Linked DNA regions of Homo sapiens: region 2 is linked to region 1. The links are chromatin contacts, found by Hi-C or POLR2A ChIA-PET in ENCODE. All regions are on one chromosome and are shown on one strand. Each heading gives the region's core, a stretch centred on a gene start or an enhancer-like site at or near the end of the contact. The rest is flanking DNA. Distances are from core to core; before and after follow the strand shown.

Region 1 (6,275 bases), core at 2,505-5,004:
CTGGCTCTGTAGGGGAGGAGGCTGTCCTAAGAGGTTACTGGTGTGTGCAGTGTCATAGAGTTAGCTACCAACCAAGCCGGGACTGGAACTCAGATCCCAAGCCTCAATCCCTTGTTCTTTTTTTTGACAGAGTCTCACTGTCGCCCAGGCTGGAGTGCAGTGGTGCAATCTCAGCTCACTGCAACTTCCGCCTGCTGGGTTCAAGCAATTCTCCTGCCTCAGCCTCCCAAGTAGCTGGGATTACAGGCGCATGCCACCGCGCCCGGCTAATTTCTGTATTTTTAGTAGAGACATGGTTTCACCATATTGGTCAGGCTGGTCTCGAACTCCTGACCTCAAGTGATTCTCCTGCCTCAGCCTCCCAAAGTGCTGGGATTACATGCGTGAGCCACTGCACCTGGCCTTCAATCCCTTGTTCTTTGCCTTCTGACAGCCATCCTCTTGGGCAGGTTCTGCGGATCTCTTCCAGACTAATATCAGCCCTGAGCCTCAACCTAAAACAAATGCAGGCAATAGCTGAGAAAGAACTGCTCCCTCCTGGGCCTGCCATGGTCCAGCCTGCTACTGGGTCAGGTCACCATTTCTTCTCTAGTCCAGGACACAATTTCCACCCTATTGTGCCCGGCATGGCTTGTCCTTCAGGAACTAATTGAAGTGAAAGGATTTGGAGGATAAGCGTCTCCACACTCCTGCTGGTTCCTGCTGGGCTCCCTTGGTTACCAGACCTCGGGACAGCTCTAGGCCAGTCGTGGCCCCTGGCAGTGCTGGCCACATGCCCCAGGGTAGCTGGGCCCCTCCCCCTCGAGAGCCCCGCTGTGGCTTCCCTGCCCTCTGGTCCCCCTCCCCTCTCACACTCTTTCCAATTTCTTCCAGGCCTCCCAGCTGACACCCTGCAAGGCCACCGGGACCGCTTCATGGAGCAGTTTACAAAGTAAGTGGTTCAAGTAACAGGAATGGAGGTGAATTCAAGAGCGCTATAAAATCATTAAGCCATGCAAGTGCACTGTGAGAGGTGGCTGGACACAGTGGTTCATGCCTGTAACCCCAACTCTTTGGGAGGCTGAGGCGGGAGGATCACTTGAGGCCAAGAGTTTGACACCAGGCTGGGCAACATAGCGAGACCCCATCTCTACAGAAAAAAAATGTAAAACAAATTAGCTGGGCACGGTGGTATGCACCTGTGATCCCAGCCACTTGAGAGGCTGAGGCAGGAGGATGGCCTGAGCCTAGGAGTCCGAGGCTGCAGTGAGCTAGATTGTGCCACTGGACTTCAGTCTATGTGACAAAGTGAGACCCTGTCTCTAAAAAAAAATTTTTTTTAAATACTTGTGGGCGTGAGGTTATCTTCGGGCTGGAGTGCAATGGCAATGGCACGATCTCGGCTCACTGCAACCTCCGCCTCCTGGGTTCAAGTGATTCTCCTGCATCAGCCTCTCGAGTAGCTGAGACTACAGGCACACACCACCATGCCCAGCTAATTTTTGTATTTTTAGTAGAGATAGGGTTTCACCATGTTGGCCAGGATGGTCTCGATCTCTTGACCTTGTGATCTGCCCACCTCAGCCTCCCAAAGTGTTGGGATTACAGGCGTGAGCCACTGCACCCGACCTGAGGTTATCTTCATTCTAAGGTGATAAAGTGACAGAAAATAGCTCAGACAGAGGCAAATCTACCTATAGCTAGGGTAACTATTGGTTATCTAATAAATCCCATAGAAGCATATAGAAGAAAGAGATTTCATCCATTCATTAGTTGCCTGCTTATGCCCCAGACTTCATCCTCTTCTCTTTTCTGTCTCCCTAAGTTCTGGTCTTATAGCATTTATAGACTGATAACCCCTAAATATGCATCTCTAGCCAGACCTTACTTCTGAATGCCAGCCTCTTGTCCCCAATTTGACATCTGTATAGCATACTTAAATCTCAAACTGTACTTTAGGTTTTCTCAAAAAAAAAAAACAAAAAAAAACCTTTCTCTCTCCATTCTGTTTTTGTTTGTTTGTTTTTGTTTTTGTTTTTGAGACAGAGTCTCGCTCTGTCACCCAGGCTTGAGTGCGGTGGTGTGATCTTGGCTTACTGCAACCTCAGCCTCCCCATCTCCAGTGATTCTCCTGCCTCAGCCTCTTCAGTAGCTAGGATTACAGGCGCCCACCACCATGCCCGACTAATTTTTGTATTTTTAGTAGAGACAGGATTTCACCATGTTGGCCGGGCTGGTCTGGAACTCCTGACCTCAAGTGATCTGCCTCCCAAAGTGATGGGATTACCGGCGCGAGTCACTGTGCCCAGCCCCTCCCCATTCTTTTCTATCTCAACAAATACTGCCATCATCCATTTAGGCCAGAGATCTGGAAGTCACCATTTTCCTCATCCCCCATGTCCAATCCACTAGCAGGTTTGGTTGATACCCTACAAATATGACCTGCTTCTGAGGTGGGATGGGAGACTGGACTCTGGAGGCAGGGCTTGGGCATCGGACCAAATTAAGGACAAGTAAAACAGGGAAAGGGCGGAAGCACCTCTGCATAAGACACACCTACCAGTGTGCAGTGACAGTTTACCATTGCTATGGCAACATCCGGAAGTTAGCGCCCCTTTCCATGGCAATAACCTGACAATCTGGAATTTACCACTTTTTTTCTAGAAATTTCTGCATAATCTGCCCCTTAATTTACATATAATTAAAAGTGGGTATAAATGTAACAGCTGCTATTCTGGGCTCACTGCGTATGGAGTAGCCCTGCGCTGCAAGGAACAGGACCTCCGCTGCTGGCTGTGCACTGCCGCCTCAATAAAAGTTGCTAACACCAGCCGGGTGCAGTGGCTCATGCCTGTAATCCCAGCACTTTGGGAGGCCGAGGTGGGCAGATCACTTGAGGTCAGGAGTTCAAGACCAGCCTGGCCAACATGGTGAAACCCCGTCTCTACTAAAAAATTAGCAGGGCATGGTGGTGCACACCTGTAATCCCAGCTACTCGGGAGGCTGAGGCAGAAGAATCGCTTGAACCCAGGAGGTGGAGGTTGCAGTGAGCCAAGATCACATCACTGCACTCAGGCCTGGGCGTCAGAATGAGATTCCATCTCAAAACAAAAACAAAAACAAAAGATCTTTACTTAGGCTGGGTGCAGTGGCTCACACCTGTAATCCCAGCACTTTGGGAGGCCGAAGCAAGTGGATCGCTTGAGGTCAGGAGTTTGAGAGCAGCCTGGCTAACATGATGAAACCCTGTCTCTACTGTAAATACAAAAATTAGCCCTGTAATCCCAGCTACTCAGGAGGCTGAGGCAGGAGAATTGCTTGAACTCAGGTGGCAGAGGTTGCAATGAGCTGAGATCATGCCACTGCACTACAGCTTGGGCAACAGAGCAAGACTCCATCCAAAAAAAAAAAAAGGAAAGGAGGGGAGGGGAGGCGAAACCAGGCAAAAGGGAAGGATAATAGAGTGAGAGTTGGGAGGACAGAGGGGGCTGAGAAGGGCCTCCTGACTTAGCTGTGTAAAAGTGCACTCTCTTGTTTTTCCTGTTAATTTCCTCACCCTTGACCATAACTCCCAAATGCCAAGTTTCAGCTTCTCTGCCTGGTTCCCCAGGAGCAAGCGAAGGACAAGTGTGTGGTTGTACCCACCTCCTGGTACCCCTGTTCCATTTGAGAAGCCGAGTACATATTCTGTGATAAATGGCTTCTTTAGTCCAAGGAGACAGGCCCTGAGGCTGATTTCCTGGAATGTCAAATTCCGGTAGCTTGTGAAAGCAGTTGAGCCTGTTACTGTTGGCTCCAAACCAGCAAGATGGGGATGTGTGGTCAGGTGATTTCATTTCCTTTCATTTGCTTCTAGCTTAGAAAAACATCTCCCCTGAGTAGCCACTTTGCTGTTCCACACAGACACGGCTGCTGTCTGAGACCTCACTGTCCTTGAATTCAGGGGAAGCAGCAGTGATGTCACAGAGACAGAGACAGGCCTAAGTCTTGGGATCTGACAGGCTGTAACGAGACCCTGGGGGTTTCGTTTATTGGACTAAGCTGGAGAAAGTTCATTGTTGCAGGCCAAAGGATTTAAGGCCCATGTACCCCTTTCATCTCAGAATAGATGTAGTTAACTCCAGCTACTCAGGAGGCTGAGGTGGGAGGATCGCTTGAGCCCAGGAGGTTGAGATTGCAGCAAGCCTTGATCGTTCCACTGCACTTCAGCCTGGGTGACACAGCAAGACCTTGTCTCTAAAAAAATTAAAACAGGCCAAGCATGGTGGCTCTCACCTATAATCCCAGCACTTTGGAAGGCCAAGGTGGGTAGATGGCTTGAGCCCAGGAGTTTGAGACCAGCCTGGACAACATAGAGAGACCCCATCTTTATCAAAAACACACAAAAAATTAGCCAGGTGTGGTGGCACACACCTGTACTCCCAGCTACTTGGAGGCTGAGGTGAGAGGATCCCTTGGGCCCAGGGAGGTCAAGGCTGCAGTGAGCTATGATTTTGCCACTATACTCCAGCCTGGGCGACAGACTAAGACCCAATCTCAAAAAAATATTTACAAATAGGCAGGGCACATTGGCTCACGCCTATAACCCCAACATTTTGGGAGGCCGAGACGGGCGGATCACCTGAGGTCGGGAGTTCGAAACCAGCCTGACCAACATGGAGAAACCCCATCTCTACTAAAGATACAAAATTACCCAGGCATGATGGCACATGCTTGTAATCCCAGCAACTCAGCAGGCTGAGGCAGGAGAATCCCTTGAACCTGGAAGGTGGAGCTTGCAGTGAGCCGAGATCGCGCCATTGCACTCCAGCCTGGGCAATAAGAGCGACACTCCATCTCAAAAAATAAACAAACAAAATAAAAATGAAGAATATATAAGTCTGGATTCTCTTAGGTTTCTTGGTCTTCAGTGTTTAGATTCAAAATAGAGATTTGAGAATGAGAAAAAGATGTTGATTTTGCCAGATGTGGTGGCTCATGCCTGTAATCCCAGCACTTTGGGAGGCCAAGGCAGTAGGATTGCTTGAAGCCAGGAGTTTGAGACCAGCCTGGGCAACACAGCAAGAGCCTGTTTCTACCAAAAAATTAAAAATTAGCCAGGCATGGTGGTGCATCCCTGTAATTCTAGCTACTCAGGAGGCTGAGGCAGAAGACTGCTTGAGCCCAGGAATTCAAGGCTGCAATGAGCTCTGATTGCACCACTGCACTCTAGCCTGGGTGACAGAGCAAGACCCTGCCTCTACAAAAAGAGAGAGAGAGAGAAAAAAAATATTGGTTTCTTCATGTGCATATCCACCCAAGATTAGGACATAGTACCAAACGATTGTAATTCTCCAAGTGTTTATTGAACGGCTGCCCTGTCCCTGGCATTATGGGAAACAGCTCAGCGGAGCTCAGTCCCCACTTCCCAGGAACTTATAGTCTTAATTGTGGAGAGAACAAATAGTCCAAAAACAAAGAGAAGTAATGAAAGAAGAGAGCTACCTTTGTAGTAAAATTCCCTTCCCTTTTCCTATGGTTAGATGGCTTATCCTCAGAGAAAGTCAATTTCTTTTAATGTTACTCTAAACCAAACACTCCTCGGAAGTTAAATCTGCAAAATAACAACATGTGTTCTACAGCAATGAAGAAATTAGCTTTTTGATTATCTACTCTTCCAAAGGATTTGTAGCATGAATTACTCTTTCCTCACCAGCAGGTCACTGAGGACCAGCTTTAAATAATCCTCTGCAGCATCATAATTGAATCCCAGCACCATGGAGTTTATCTCCTTGACAGCCTGTGCCTTTGGGCTGGGGAGGGGGCAGGAAAGCCAGGTGGCTGCTCTGTCCCCTACATGGGGCTGATGAAGACACCCAGCACCCCTCAGGTCCTTCTCCACCCCTAGGTTGAAAGATCTGTTCTACCGCTCCAGCAACCTGCAGTACTTCAAGCGGCTCATTCAGATCCCCCAGCTGCCTGAGGTAAGCATGCCCAACCACACACCCTCGGCACTGCAGAGGCCCCAGGTACTCTCTTAAGGGCCGGCGGGGCCTGGCAAGCAAGCACTATTTGAGGATGTGTCTCCGTCTTCAGAACCCACCCAACTTCCTGCGAGCCTCAGCCCTGTCAGAACATATCAGCCCTGTGGTGGTGATCCCTGCAGAGGCCTCATCCCCCGACAGCGAGCCAGTCCTAGAGAAGGATGACCTCATGGACATGGATGCCTCTCAGCAGGTGAGGACCACTTGGGAGAGAAACTTGGCCTTTCCTCTCACCTGCAAGTACAGGGGAGAGGCTGGGGGAGACCCTGGCCA
Region 2 (6,275 bases), core at 1-2,500, 52 kb before region 1:
GTCTGGGAACCACTGACCAAAGGCTTTCTTTCTACACACAGCGATTCCTGCAGAAATAGAACAAAAGGTGGGATGTCAAGGATGTTGGGTGGGAGGCCAAGGTGGGAGGCTCACTGGAGCCCAGGAGGTTGAGACCAGCCTGGGCAGCATAGTGAAACCCCATCTCTACAAAAAAACTTGGAAGAAAAAAAAAAGGATGTGCTCAAGGGAGAGGCATCAGGTTTTCTAGTGCTGGGATGTGGCTGGGGCTTGGCTCATTCACTTGACAGAAAGGTCACTTCTAGAAATTGGACACTGCAAGAGACCCAGAGCTGGATAAGGGATGGTTCCCGTGCTGGGGGATCTCCTGTAAGTCAGGCATCACCCACCTTGAGTCTTCAGATCATTGGAGATAAGTAGCAGTATATTAATAAAAGAGAAGAGACAAAACTAACCTCACTGTTAGAAAGCTGGGGAAACAGCTGGGTGCGGTGGCTCATGCCTGTAATCCCGGCACTTTGGGAGACTGAGGAGGGCAGGTCACCTGGGGTCAGGAGTTCAAGACCAGCCTGGCCAACATGGTGAAACCCCCATCTCTACTGAAAATACAAAAATTAGCCACGTGTGGTAGCTCACACCTGTAATCCCAGCACTTTGGGAGGCTGAGGCAGATGAAACACTTGAGGTCAGGAGTTTGAGACCAGCTTGACCAACATGGTGAAACCCTGTTTCTACTAAAAATATAAAATTAGCCAGAGTTGGTGGCACGTGCCTGTAATCCCAGCCACTCGGGAGGCTAAGGTGTGAGAATCGCTTGAACCCAGGAGGTGGAGGTAGGTAGCAGTGAGCCGAGATCACACTACTGCACTCCAGCCTGGGTGACAGTGAAACTGTGTCTCAAGAAAAAAAATGAAAGAAAGAAAGCTGGGGCAACGAGAGGGTGGTAGAGGGCATGAAGAGAGGAAGTTGGGCAATGCTGGTGGTTTGTGGGGAGGGCGCAGCCCAGGGTTTCCCACTCTTGCTGACAAGCTGCCTATCCGGAAGGCTTCCCCCGGGAGCTCTGGCCAGGGCCATTACGAAAGGCCACTCCAGTCTGGCTCTGTGAATAGTGAAAGATCAGGATATGTCTGGTGGATTTACCCAAGGCTGCGCTTTCTAGGGAGGGTGACTTGCCCAACCAGTGACTATGATGAATGGGGAATGAGCCCTCTGGGTGCAATACCTGCCAGCGTGACTTTGCAGTTTGGGGTGCTAGGGAAGCAGAACCAAGGTTTCCTCCATGACGACAGGAGCAGCAGCCTTACAAGGGAGGAGCCCCTTTCGAAGCCACAGCTCCCTGTGGGTGAGAGGAGGGCATATGGGCCCGCTTCTCCTTTTCCCCAAGGCCTGGTGTCCGAGTCTCTTACCCTGTGCCCTACATTCCAGGCCCCTTTGAAAGCCTAAGTGGGCACCCCGAAGGTCATCACAGATGTTCTCTTATGGAGGGAGGCAGCTGGCATACGGGGAAAAGGAGACCAAGAAACCAAGACTCACGCAAGGAACCAGGCTGAGGCTGGGCGCGGTGGGTCACGCCTGTAATCCCAGCACTTTGGGAGGCCGCTGCAGGAGGATGGCTTGAGGCCAGGAGTTCGAGACCAGCCTGGGCAACACAGGGAGATCCTCACCTCTACAAATAATAAAAAATTAGTGGCTGGGTGCGGTGGCTCACGCTTGTAATCCCAGCACTTTGGGAAGCCGAGGCAGGAGGATCACCTGAGGTCAGGAGTTCAAGACCAGCCTGGTCAACATGGTGAAACCCCGTCTCTACTAAAAACTACAAAACAAATTAGCCGGGAGTGATGGTGGGTGCCTGTAATCGCAGCGACTTGGCAGGCTGAGACAAGGGAATCGCTTGAGCCGGGGAGGCGGAGGTTGCAGTGAGCTGAGATCACGCCATTGCACTCCAGCCAGGTGACAGAGCAAAACTCCATCTCAAAAAAAAAAAAAAAAAAAATTAGCTGGGTGTGGTGGCATGCACCTGTGCTCCCAACTATTTTGGGAGGCTGAGGTGGGAGGATTGCTTGAGCCCAGGAGGTCGAGGCTGCAATGAGCCATGATTGCACCACTGCACTCCAACCTGGGCAACAGAGCAAGACCTTGTCCAAACAAAAAAAAATAGTCATCTAAATGTAGTTACTGTTGTTCCCAGCATCAGTTAGATCAATCACTGTGCCTGACATATACCTCCCTGGTAAACATGAGGAGGAGGACACAGGCTCAGGCACCAGCATGCCTTACCCCAAAGTGATGGCCAGTAATCAGCCTCTGTATGTGTGGACATCCACCCTCATAGGCTGCCCTGCCTAGTCCAGGGGCCAGCAAACATTTTCTGCAAAGGGCCAGATGGTAAATGTTTTTGGCTTTGTGGCTTCCTGCTGCTACTATTTCTTCCTCCTCCTCGTCCTCCTCCTCTTCCTCCTCCTCCTCCTCCTCCTCCTCCTCCCCACCCTTAAAAAGCCAGGCATGGTGGCTAGCGCCGGTAATTCCAGCACTTTGGGAGGCTAAGGTGGGAGGATCGCTAGAAGCCAGGAGCTCAAGACCAGCCTGGGCAACAAAGTGAGACCCGGTCTCTACAAAAAAAAATTTTTTAATTAGCCTGGCGTGGTGGTGCGCACCTGTAGGCCCACCTACTTGGGAGGTGGAGGTGGGACGATTGCATGAACCCAGGAGTTCAAGGCTGTAGTGAGCTATGATCGTACCACTACACTGCAGCCTGGGCAACAGAGCAAGACTCTGTCCCTAAACAAGAACACAAAAACCAGTCCTAGCTCACAGGCCATGCACAAGCAGGCTGAGGCCAGGTTTGGCTGGTGGGCGGTGGTTTGGACCCCTAGCAGCCTGTCCTTTCTCATTCTTGTCTAGGACGATGTTACGAGATACTTTGTTTTTGTTTTTGTTTTCTTTTCTTTTCTTATCTTTTCTTTTTTTTTTTTTTTTTTTTTGAGACAGAGTCTTACTCTGTCGCCCAGGCTGGAGTGCAGTGGTGTGATCTCAGCTCACTGCAACCTCCACATCCCAGGTTCAAGCGATTCTCCTGCCTCAGCCTGCTGAGTAGCTGGGACTACAGGTGCGCACCATCACACCCAGCTAATTTTTGTATTTTTAGTAGAGACGAGGTTTCATCATATTGACCATGCTGGTCTCAAATTCCTGACCTCAGGTGATCCGCCTGCCTCAGCCTCCCAAAGTGCTGGGACTACAGGCATGAGCCACCGCGCCTGGCCATTTTTTGTTTGTTTTTGTTTTTGTTTTTTGAGACAGAGTCTCGCTGTGTCACCCAGGCTGGAGTGTAGTGGCACAATCTCGGCTCAACTGCAACCTCCACCTCCTGGGCTCAATCGATCCTCCACCTCAATCTCCTAAAGTGTTGGGATTACAGGCATAAGCACAGTCAGAGGAGAAGGAAGGAAAGGACAGGAAGGAGTAGTACAGTCTTTGTCCCTTTGAGGACAAGATCCACCTTTTTTAAGGGTGGGGAGTCAGGGTCTCCATCTGTCATTCATGATAGAGTGCAGTGGCACAGTCATAGCTCACTGCAGCCTCCAACTCCTGGGCTCAAGCAATCCTCCTGCCTCAGCCTCCCAAGTAGCCACCACTACAGATATACCACCATCCCCAGCTAAATTTTCATTTTTTGTAGAGATGGGGTCTTACCATGTTGCCCAGGCTGGTCTTGAACTCCAGGCCTCAAGTGATCCTCCTGCCTCGGCCTCTCAAAGTGCTGGGATTCCAGGCATGAGCTGCCACACCTGGCCACAGGGTCCACTTCCTATCATCTGTGTGCTCTCTCACAGCCCCTGGTGTGGTGCCCTGGATCCTGGCAGCCATGTGCAGGTGCATGGCTGTCCACAACTGTCTGTGAAAGGCCCTCTTGTGGTTGTATGGCAAAGAGCCTTACTATCTGTGTGGCAGCCTTGCCCTGCGTGTAGTAGGTATTCAGTAAAATCAGTTTCTCAGGCCAGCGTGGTGGCTCATGCCTGTAATCCCAGCACTTTGGGAGGCCGAGGCAGGTGGATCACTTGAGGTCAGGAGTTCGAGACAAGACAGGCCAACATGGTGAAACCCCGTCTCCACTAAAAATACAAAAATTAGCCAGGCGGGGTGGTGGGTGCCTGTAATCCCAGCTATCAGGAGGCTGAGGCAGGAGAATCACTTGAACCCGGGAGGCAGAGGTTGCAATGCGCCGAGATCGCGCCACTGCACTCCAGCCTGGGTGACAGAGTGAGACTCCGTCTCAGAAAAAGAAAAAAAAATCAGTTTCTCAGTGTTTTTTATCTTTTTTTTTCCTGTGACAAAATACATATAACATGAAATTCGCTATTGTAACAAATTCAAGTGTATAATTAAGCAACATCTGGCACATTCGCTATGTCGTGCAACCGACATGACTGTTTAATTTCAGAACATTTTCACTATCCGTAAAGGAAACCCTGTTCCCATTAAGCAATCACTCCCCACCCCTCTCCTACCAGGCCCCAGTGGCCACCAGTCAGCTCTCTGTCTCTATGGATCTGCCCATTCTGAGCACTTCATACAAATAGAATCACACATTGTGTCCCATTTCATGTCTGGTTTCTTTCATGTAGCATGTTTTGGAGGCTTATCTACCTTGTAACTGTGTGTGTGTGTGTGTGTCTATGTGTGTGTGTGGTGGTAAAATATACATACCATAAAATTCACCATTTTAGGGCCCAGCGCATGGCTCATGCCTGTAGTCCCAGCACTTTGGGAGGCTGGGACAGCCAAAGCGCTTGAGCCCAGGAGTTTCAGACCAGCCTGAGCAACATAGTAAGACCCCGTCTCTACAAAAATTAGCTGGGTGTGGTGGCATGTGCCTATAATCCCAGCTACTCAGGAGGCTGAGGCAGGAGGATCACTTGAGGCCAGAAGTTTGAGACCTGCCTAGGCAACACAGTGAACCCCATTTCTACAAAGGAATTTAAAAATTAGCCAGGTGTGGTGGCATACACCTGTCGTCTCAGCTATCTGGGAGGCTGAGATGGGAGGATTGCTTGAACCCAGGAGGTTAAGGTTGTAGTGAGCCATGTTTGCACCATTGTACTCCAGCCTGGGCAACAGAGGGAGACCCTGCCTAGGCAACATAGCAAACCCCATCTCTACAAAAGAATTTAAAAATTAGCCAGGTGTGGTGGCATGCACCTGTCGTCTCAGCTGCCTGGGAGGCTGAGATGGGAGATTGCTCGAATCCAGGAGGTTGAGGCTGTAGTGAGCCACGTTTGCACCACTGTACTCCAGCCTGGGCAACAGAAGGTGAGGCAGACAGTAGGGTGGAGGACGTTGGTTGGCAACAGGTTTGTGTTGGACCCTGGCAGTTACAGAAGGCAGCACGGTGTGGGAGAGGAGGCGCTCTCAGATGGACCTGGGTTTGAATTCTGGCTCCACTTCTTGCTGGCTGTACTACTTGCAAGTAGCTTGTCTTGGAAAATAGGGGCCCAGATTTCTTGCCCTCTAGGGACCAAAGGCGGATGAGAAGTAAATTACCAGTGCAGTGCCTGGGAGGAGGAAGAGGCCCAAGTGAGGGTCAGTGGCTCCTGCTACTACCACTAATCTGGTGACAATGGCTCTATGATGATTATTATTATTTTTGATCAAGAGAAGAATTAAAAAGACCCTGATGTTGGGCAGCAAATTCCAAGTGTTGTAGCTAGGACCAGAGCAGTCTCACGGAGCACAGAAGGCTCCCCACGGTGGGGACGCTCTGTTTGGCTTTCATGCCTCACCTGTCCCTCTACTCTCCCAGGCTCACCTGATCTCCATTTGGTTCTGTACTCTCCCTGTCATCCTCACTCAGGTGGTAGGTCCCAGCTGTTAACCTGAGCTATTGCCACCTGTACTGCAACCTGCCATGGCCAATTTTCTTTTCTTTCTTTCTAGTTTTCTTTTCTTTCTTTTGTGTGCATGTGTGTGTGTGTGTGTGTGTGACCCAAGTTGGAGTGGTGCAGTGGTATGATCATAGCTCACTGCAACCTTGAACTTCTGGGCTCAAGCCATCCTCCCACCTCAGTCTCCTGAGTAGCTGGGATTACAGGCACCTGCCACCATGCCCAGCTAATTTTTGTATTTTTAGTAGAGACGGAGTTTCACCATGTTGGCCAGGCTTGTCTTGAACTCCTGGCCTCAAGTGATCTGCCTGCCTCGGCCTCTCAAAGTACTGGGATTACAGCCTCTTTTTAAAAAAATTATTATTATTATTATTTGAGATGGAGTTTCACTCTTGTTGCCCAGGCTGGAGTGCA

The links. Hi-C counts contacts between places; a loop is a spot of excess contacts on that map. ChIA-PET counts read pairs that join two places held with the same protein, here RNA polymerase II (POLR2A). Pooled maps may share reads with other maps.
Region 2: a loop to region 1 is called in a map of thyroid gland, with 3 times the contacts of the local background. The contact joins two enhancer-like sites. A Hi-C loop is called at or near these places in 4 of 168 maps with a recorded cell type or tissue (endothelial cell of umbilical vein, heart left ventricle, right cardiac atrium and 1 more) and 5 of 50 pooled maps. POLR2A ChIA-PET finds 5 or more read pairs at or near these places in 7 of 52 experiments (A673, BJ, HEK293T and 4 more).

Annotation. Positions count from the first base shown.
Region 1 is chr7:75,562,855-75,569,129 of GRCh38, reverse strand. HIP1 (huntingtin interacting protein 1) reads left to right here. Exons shown (of 31, transcript NM_005338.7): 9 at 874-931; 10 at 5,867-5,942; 11 at 6,055-6,195. Among named protein-coding and RNA genes, the nearest start is that of SPDYE5, 74 kb to the right of the region's middle. Within about 2 kb of position 3,754, at least 8 of the 41 ENCODE cell types and tissues checked have a DNase peak (open chromatin) inside an H3K27ac peak, as active enhancers do; they include PC-9, where a contact is called at or near this core.
Region 2 is chr7:75,612,771-75,619,045 of GRCh38, reverse strand. All of the region lies in intron 1 of HIP1 (huntingtin interacting protein 1), which reads left to right. Among named protein-coding and RNA genes, the nearest start is that of HIP1, 120 kb to the left of the region's middle. RefSeq lists an enhancer at 1,224-1,725. Within about 2 kb of position 1,250, at least 17 of the 41 ENCODE cell types and tissues checked have a DNase peak (open chromatin) inside an H3K27ac peak, as active enhancers do; they include PC-9, where a contact is called at or near this core.